Regions from separate parts of the Homo sapiens genome. Here all the other regions are linked to region 3. Evidence: chromatin contacts called from ENCODE Hi-C or POLR2A ChIA-PET data. All regions are on one chromosome and are shown on one strand. The core of a region is the stretch at or near the end of the contact, and the rest is flanking DNA. Distances in the headings are between cores, read along the strand shown.

Region 1 (2,700 bases), core at 156-2,655, 490 kb before region 3:
GGCTCAGTGCTGGAATTACAGGTGGGAGCCACCGCACCCAGCCTGTGTGAAAATTTTAAGAATTAGAATCAGGCCGGGCACCGTGGCTCATGCCTGTAATCCCAGCACTTTGGGAGGCCAAGGCAGGTGGATCGCTTGAGCCCAGGAGTTCAAGACCAGCCTGGGCCACATGAAAAACCCAGTCTCTACAAAAAAATTTTTTTAATTAGCCAGGCATGGTGGCATGCGTCTGTAGTCCCAGCTACTTGGGAGGCTAAGGTGGGAGGATTGCCTGAGCCCAGGAGGTCGAGGCTGCAGTGAGTTGTGATCATGCCATGTACTCCAAGCCTGGGCAACAGTATGAGACCCTGTCTAAAAAAAAAAAAAAAAAAATCAGAATCACTTTGCTCTAAAACAGATCTTTCAGATAATAAGAGCAGAGCTATGGCAGCCAGGTGTGGTGGCTCACACCTGTAATCCCAGCACTTTGGGAGGCCAAGGCCAGCGGATCATCTGAGGTCGGGAGTTGGAGACCAGCCTGAGCAACATGGAGAAACCCCATCTGTACTAAAAATACAAAAATTAGCTGGGCATGGTGGCACATGCCTGTAATCCCAGCTATTCAGGAGGCTAAGGCAGGAGAATAACTTGAACCTGGGAGGTGGAGGTTGCGGTGAGCCAATATCACACCACTGCACTCTAGCTTGGGCAACAAGAGCGAAACTCCACGTCAAAAAAAAAAAGAAAAAAAGAGTAGAGCTATCTGTAGCTATTAAAGAAGAGAAAAAATAAGAGGAAAACAATATTTGCTGAGGATTTATTATGTACCAGGCATGGCACTAAACCTGTTTAGAGGTCCTGTCTCATTTAATCCTCACAGCCTTATGAGGTAAATACTATTATTAACCCTGTTTCACAGGTAATGAAACAGATGCACAGAACAACTGAGTGTGTTCATTGACTGTCATTCATTCACTCAATGCCTCGCCTGTGCCAGGCCTTGGGGACTCCCCAGTACACAAAGTAGACAAAGGCCCAAGTCGCCTGCTGTTGAAGGACTAGAAAGTGGGTTCCCTAGGACCCTCGGGGGAGCGTCTTCAGAGCCCAAGTGCATGACCACGATGGAACGGGATCCTCATGAAGTAGTGAGTTTCCTGCCACTGAAGGTATGCAAGTGAGAGCTGGGGACTTGCTGGGAAGGAATTCCCGCTTGGGATGGGCTGGAGCCAGTGGACGGCAGGAGCCCTGTAGCTGTTCTTCAAGTTCTGCAATCCTACAGGGAACCTCTGAGCACTGAATCAAAGCCTCCCACTTGCAGGATAAAAGGTGGGGAGGAGGAAAAAGGAAAGGGGAAGAAAGCATGGAGAAGCCGGAGGGGCAGGACTGACCTCAGGGCATCAGCTCCACAGCAGGCACCCAGGCCCGGGTGCCACCTAGTGGAAGGCTCAGAAAACGAAGAGAAGGCCAGAGAGAGGGACAGAGACGAAGAAATTGAGAGTGACGGATGAGTGTGTCCCTGAGCTAACTCAGGAGCCCTACCTCAGTGTCCCAGACCCTTCTGAATAATGACACTGGATATAGTGAAATTTAAGACTTTTTTCCCCTGTATTTTGACCTCTCTAAAGTCAGATACGTCTTACAATGAATGCGGTGGTGGTTTAATAGGTGGTGGTGCATCCTACAATTGCACGTATGTAAGATTTGATGGAACACTGAAAACTGTCATTGATGGAGCCCTTGTGACATGCCAGGCATGAGCTAAGCCCTCTACCTGTATGATGTTATTGAATCCATGCCCATTTAACAGAAGAGGAAACAGAGGAGGCTGAGGGAGGTGAAGTCATGTGCCCAGGTCTCACAGTAAGTATGTCTGTGGCTGAGAAGCTGGCTGCAGGACTGCTGACCACTGCTACACTGCACAGCTCCCCTCTCTGTGTCACCAGTCACCTTGTTTTATCACTGCCTGAGTGTCCCCTGGCTCCCACCCTCGACCCCTGCCCACATGCCATGATCTCCGCTGGGACAGGGCCTGTGTTTCATTTGTCTAATTTAATGCTCACAAAAACCCTGTGAAGGTGGGTACCATCACTACCATTTGACCTACAGAGGTTAAAGTTTAAATAAATAGAAGCATCTGGCTGGGTGTGATGGCTCATGCCTGTAATTCCAGCACTTTGGGAGACCGAGGCGGGCAGATCACTTGAGGCCAGGAGTTCCAGACCAACCTGGCCAACATGGCAAAACCCTGTCTCTACTAAAAATACAAAAATTAGGCTGGGCATGCTGGCTCACGCCTGTAATCCTAGCACTTTGGGAGGCCGAGGCGGGTAGATCACCTGAGGTCAGGAGTTCGAGACCAACCTGGTCAACATGGTGAAACCCTGTCTCTACTAAAAAATACAAAAAAAATTAGTTGGGCATGGCACGCTCCTGTAATCCCAGCTACTCGGGAGGCTGAGGCTAGAGAATCACTTGAACCCGGGAGGTGGAGGTTGCAGTGAGCCGAGATTGCACCACTGCACTCCAGCCTGGGCGACAGAGCAAGACTCCGTCTCAAAAAAAAAAAAAAAAAGTATGCTATAATTCTAGTTCATATTATGCCCAGTGAAAAAAAGAATATTAAATATTATGTGTATCTGGTATGATCCTGATATTTGTAGCTATGAATGTACTTATAGAGAAAAAACCTGACTCATTTTATATATTAGAGGAGAGGAGCTC
Region 2 (2,700 bases), core at 193-2,692, 340 kb before region 3:
TTTTGGCCGGGTGCAGTGGCTCGTGCCTGTAATCCCAGCACTTTGGGAGGCTGAGGTGGATGGATCACCTGAGGTCAGGAGTTCAAGACCAGCCTGGCCAACATGGTGAAACTTGTTTCTACTAAAAATACAAAAATTAGCCAGGCATGATGGCGTGCGCCTGCAGTCCCAGTTACTCGAGAGGCTGAGGCAGGAGAATTGCTTGAACCCGGGAGGCAGAGGCTGCAGTGAGGTGAGATTGCGCCACTGCACTCCAGCCTAGGCAACAGATTGAAACTTGGTCTCAGAAAAAAAATTTGTTTGTGTGTGTGTTTTGTCCTAGGTTCTTTGCAGTGGTTTTCCAATTTTCTGTTTTAGCCAAGGAATCCTTAGCTCAAGTGGAAAACATGCTAGGACCTTTAGGTATAGCAAATAATAGGAGAGTTGAAGCAGGAGTGAAAGGCCCCAGGAACCTGGAAGCATGGCGCCCCCTGGAGGCAGCCCCACAGAACACAGCTTGGAAAAACTTCAAAGTGGAAATGTCCTCAGCGACTCCGCTTTAGTTTTTTAAAAACAAAAAAGGCCAGGTTCGGTGGCTCATGCCTGTAATCTCAGCACTTTGGGAGGCCAAGGCAAGTGGACCGCCTGAGATCAGGAATTAGAGACCAGCCTGGGCAACATAGGGAAACCCTGTCTCCACAGAAAATACAAAAATTAGCCGGGTGTGGTGGTGCACACTTGTCATCCTAGCTACTTCGGAGACTGAGTTGGGAGGTTGGGGCTGCAGTGAACTGTGTTCATGCCACTGCACTCCAGCCTAGGCGACAGAGCAAGACCTTGTCTCAAAAACAAAACAATATCAAGAACCTTTTTATCCAGATACATTTATCCAGAAAAATTAGATTTTGGTGTAACAAAGTAGTGGAGTGTGGTAGAAAGAATGTCAAGAAATGGGTTCTAGTCCCAGGTCCATGACCATCCAGATGTGTGCATTTGGCAATGCCTCTGGGGCCACTTTCTTGTAAAGGTGTGTTGGGGGTGGGGTTGGGATGGAGGAGGAAGTGGAGGGAGGCAGGGGCAATAGAGGGGTGTGTCTGGGTCTGTTCTGCTGAGCTCTCACAGGGGTTGAACTCAGGTCCCCATTCTTCCCCCAGCCCCTTGAAAAGGAGCAGCTTTGTTTACCTTTCCTTTTTGTAATAGTTTTACATTGGCTTTGTGTAAGATTTCATTTGAACAAAGAGCAGAGTCCTATGGCTTAAAAATAAGTATTCGAAATCCCACTGCACTAGATAACCTCTACTGTCATTTATAGTTCCACATTTTGGAGATTTTTTTTTTTTAACCGAGACAAAAAGTAAGTCTTTACCCGGAATAAATCATTTTTAACCAAAGGGGAAACCAGGGTAAAAGGTTTCTTGGGGAAGAGCTGAAAGTGCAGTGGTTATTTACAGAGTGAGCAGTGACTCACCACCTTGAACTCTGGCACTGCACGGCATTAATGTTCAACAGGACTCTTGTGAAAGGAACAAACACAATATTGCACTTCTCTGTCTTATTAGCTAAATGTAAGTGATGCGTATTGAAAATACTACACACAAAAAAACTCAACTCAATGGACTGATTTAAAAATAGTTACTAACTTTATTTGTATTCGTTTTAAAAACAGAACTTGTTACAGGTAATCACGAAGCTTCCAAAAAAAAATTACATTCTGCTTTTGTCATCTTGATAGGACAAGGAATGTTTAGATGTCCTTAAAACACAGGGTAAAGTTGACAAATAACAAACTACTACAAACTATGGATTGTCACTTCAAGCACACTAAAATGTGGAATACATGTACATAAATTACTGACCAGTTTTTTGCAATACAAAGAGTATGCACTACAGCTTATATACCATAAAGGTAACATGCCCCAAAATATAACAGAAGATCACAAACACGTTCGGAGAAAATAATAACTTTGACTCTTGGGTTCAATTAAGATTGAAGTGAAATGATTGGGAAAGTTTTCTGAAACTTGAAGGGCACGCACATTATAGCAGAACCGTCAATCAACAATCACGTGGGGTTGAAAAGCAGCAAGAAGAATATGGCACGGTAACAGGGGTAACCACCTTTCTCTCTCCTCAGTCCCCAATTTGAGTTAGGAAGATTGAGGACTAAACAGAAAACAGTATTTAAAAACATGTATTATCTGCATAGATAGAAATCTTCCATTACGATGAGAGTGAACATTCGGTCAAAGCTATGCAGGAGTGCCAAGAGTCTGCAGGATATGATTCTGTTTCAAAAGGAAATATATAGGTTTACATCCAGACAGACCACATAACGAATTTAGTGAAAGATCTTTACGCTGTTATTTAAGTGGGTAGAGACGCTGACTCAGCCCCAGGTTAGTTCTTGACCTTGGCTAAAAACTCTACTTTGAACGTGATGATTTTTATAATCTTTGTCAGTGAACCCAGCAGTTGTTGCTTTCAGTTGTCTTATGGATTGTACATTTGGTAATAAGAAAACAGTCTCCAAATGATTAACATTTTCCCCTGATTCACAATGAAACAACGGCATTCTGACGAAGATGATCCATACACCGAGGGGAGTTTAAAAGACAAATAAGTATTCAGCGAATTGTAGGACAAGGTTCATAAATCTTTTAAAACTTTTTAAATAGTGAGTTTCTGTAACATGGACTTACAGCTCCAGCTAGGAAGCAACTA
Region 3 (2,700 bases), core at 38-2,537:
TTGTATTTTTAGTAGAGACAGGGTTTCACCATGTTAGCCAGGATGGTCTTAATCTTCTGACCTTGTGATCTGCCTGCCTCAGCCTCCCAAAATGCTGGGATTACAGGCGTGAGCCACGGCGCCCGGCCCAAGCCCATGGTTTTAACCGCATTCTTGGGTATCTCAACCAGTTCAGGATGATGGAGAGTTTTCGTTTTTGTATCATCTCCACTTGGTTGGTAGAGGCTGCCTAGAGCTCTGGGTTGAGAGGATTCCTGAGTGCTGTGATGAATTTGTGATATCTGCCAGCGGCACTGGAAGGGATGTGGCCGCATGCGTGTGAGTTATGTTTTCATCTCTGATCTAGTCCAATCTATTGTATACTGTGATCCTTATAGGACCCTGAGAAAAGGAATCAAGGCTAAATCTTTTTTTTGAGACTGGGTCTTGCCCTGTTGCCCAGGGTGGACTGCAGTAGTGTGATCACAGCTCACTGCAGCCTCAACCTCCCAGGCACAAGTGATCCTCCTACCTCAACCTCCCAAGTAGCTGGGACCACAGATGTGTGCCTCCACACCTCACTAACTTGTTTTGTTTTTTGTAGAGATGGGGTCTCCCTATGTTGCCCAGGCTGGTCTCAAACTCCTGGGTGATCCTCCCACCTCAGTCTCCTAAAGTGTTAGGATTACAGGCGTGAGCCACCGAGCCCAGCCTAAGGCTCAGTTTTCTGACCTCTGTCTTTACTCAATCACTCGGTGACCTAAAAGGCATCTCAAATGTAGCATGTCTAAATATGGAACTCTTGATTTGCACCTCCAAACCATCCCTCCACCATCTTCCCCACTAAGTAAAAGGCACCGCTAGTCTTTGTTGGCTCAAGACAAAAAGCCTTAGTATCACCCTTGACCTCCTTTTTCTCTCACCCCTGACATCAAATCTTTCAATACATCTCACTGGTTCTCCCCTTGAAATATATCCAGAATCCAGCCACGTCTCACCACCTTCACAGCTGCCACCACCATTGTCTTCCCTGGACTAATGTAGTAACCAATCTTGCTCCACGTGTCCTTACCCCCTGTATTAGTCTGTTTTCATGCTGCTAATAAAGACCAGAGACTGGGTAATTTACAAAGAAAAAGAGGTTTAGTAGACTCACAGTTCCAAGTGGCTGGGGAGGCCTCACAATCATGGCAGAAGGCAAAAGGCACGTCTTACGTAGCAGCAGACAAGAGGGAATGAATGAGAGCTAAGCAAAAGGGGAAACCCCTTATAAAATCATCAGATCTTATAAGACTTATTCACTACCATGGGAACCGTATGGGGGAAACTGCTCCCATGATTCAACTGTCTCCCACCAGGTCCCTCCCACAACACGTGGGAATTATGGGAGCTACAATTCAAGATGAGATTTGGGTGGCGACACAGCCAAACATATCACCCACTACACCTTAGTCTCAACTCAGCAGACATCCTTAGGCCTTCTCGGTTTTTCTTTCTTTTTTTTTTTTTAATTATACTTCAAGTTTTAGGGTACATGTGCACAACGTGCAGGTTAGTTACATATGTATACATGTGCCATGTTGGTGTGCTGCACCCATTAACTCGTCATTTAACATTAGGTATATCTCCTAATGCTATCCCTCCCCCCTCCCACTTCTCGGTTTTTCAAAGCACTTTGGCATAAGTTACACACACACACACGCGCGCACACACACACACACACACACAGAGTAAAGCGAGGCAGGAAATTGTCACTCCCATTTGACACATGAGAAAAACTGAGGCTTGGAAAGGTGATGCAAAGACATCAAAGACACAGCGGGGGAGTTGCCCCAGCTCTTACTGTGACGCCATACACTGCCATTTCCCTTCTGGACATGACCCTCTGTCTCCCACAGCCTCCTATGGGTACATCCGAGAGTCTCCCAAGAGGCTGCAGAACGTCAGGTAAGGAGAATGTCAAGGAAGCCAGGAGAGTTGGTCTTCTCTCTGCCTTGGAGGGCCCCAGTCTAAGAAAAAAAAAACGTTATCTCTTTGGTCTAATCCGCGGTCTCGCAGTCTGGACCACTTTCCTTTGGTATGTGGTGCCCCCTGGTGCTCACTCTTAGGAAATGCAGCTGGTTATCTAAGCTTTAGGGGAGAGGGGTGAGCTTTCATGGTGGAGGTGATGCCTGGGGGCTCTTCTGACCACCCTCTCAGAGGAGCTCCCTCCCAGCACAACTGTTCCATGCCTTAGAGACCAGCGTGTGCGTCCAGGTTGATGAGGGCCACACTGCTCCTTTAAAAATTCACCAATCCACGACTTCTAGTGGGAACCCAAATTGGTACAGCCTTTTTGAAAAGTCATTTAAAATAATAATAATAAAATAAAATAGCTGGACATGGTGGCTCATGCCGCAATCCCAGCATTTTGGAATGCTGAGGTGGATGGATCGCTTGAGCTCAGGAGTTTGAGACCAGCCTGGGAAACATGGTGAAACCCTATCTCTACAAAAAATACAAAAAATTGGCCAGTCGTGGTACACGCCTGTGGTCCCAGCTACTCAGGAGGCTGAGGGGGGAGGGTTTCTTGAGCCTCGGAGGTCAAGACTGCGGTAAGCCAAGATTGTGTCACTGCACTGCAGCCCAGATGACAGAGTGAGATCACGTCTAAAAAAAAAAAAAAATTAACTTGGGAGGCCAAGGTGAGAGGATCACTTGACACCTGGAGTTTGAGACTAG

Evidence for each region. Hi-C counts contacts between places; a loop is a spot of excess contacts on that map. ChIA-PET counts read pairs that join two places held with the same protein, here RNA polymerase II (POLR2A). Pooled maps may share reads with other maps.
Region 1: a pooled map shows a loop between it and region 3 (6-fold over the local background). The contact joins the enhancer-like site here to the promoter of LINC02800 in region 3. A Hi-C loop is called at or near these places in 6 of 50 pooled maps. POLR2A ChIA-PET finds 5 or more read pairs at or near these places in 3 of 52 experiments (B cell, activated T-cell and activated naive CD4-positive, alpha-beta T cell).
Region 2: a map of OCI-LY7 shows a loop between it and region 3 (4-fold over the local background). The contact joins the enhancer-like site here to the promoter of LINC02800 in region 3. A Hi-C loop is called at or near these places in 6 of 168 maps with a recorded cell type or tissue (B cell, CD14-positive monocyte, CD4-positive, alpha-beta memory T cell and 3 more), 28 of 37 single-sample maps with no recorded cell type and 17 of 50 pooled maps. POLR2A ChIA-PET finds 5 or more read pairs at or near these places in 4 of 52 experiments (H1, activated B cell, activated CD8-positive, alpha-beta memory T cell and 1 more).

What each region holds. Positions count from the first base shown.
Region 1 is chr1:24,687,441-24,690,140 of GRCh38, reverse strand. No RefSeq gene overlaps it. Among named protein-coding and RNA genes, the nearest start is that of SRRM1, 45 kb to the right of the region's middle. Within about 2 kb of position 1,405, at least 2 of the 41 ENCODE cell types and tissues checked have a DNase peak (open chromatin) inside an H3K27ac peak, as active enhancers do.
Region 2 is chr1:24,539,938-24,542,637 of GRCh38, reverse strand. It overlaps RCAN3 (RCAN family member 3), which reads right to left. Exons shown (of 5, transcript NM_013441.4): 5 at 1,598-2,700. All of the region lies in intron 2 of NCMAP-DT (NCMAP divergent transcript), which reads left to right. Among named protein-coding and RNA genes, the nearest start is that of NCMAP-DT, 15 kb to the left of the region's middle. RefSeq lists an enhancer at 1,285-1,579. Within about 2 kb of position 1,442, at least 11 of the 41 ENCODE cell types and tissues checked have a DNase peak (open chromatin) inside an H3K27ac peak, as active enhancers do.
Region 3 is chr1:24,198,827-24,201,526 of GRCh38, reverse strand. LINC02800 (long intergenic non-protein coding RNA 2800) reads right to left here and starts at 1,287. Exons shown (of 3, transcript NR_027087.2): 1 at 1,136-1,287. RefSeq lists an enhancer at 1,856-1,965.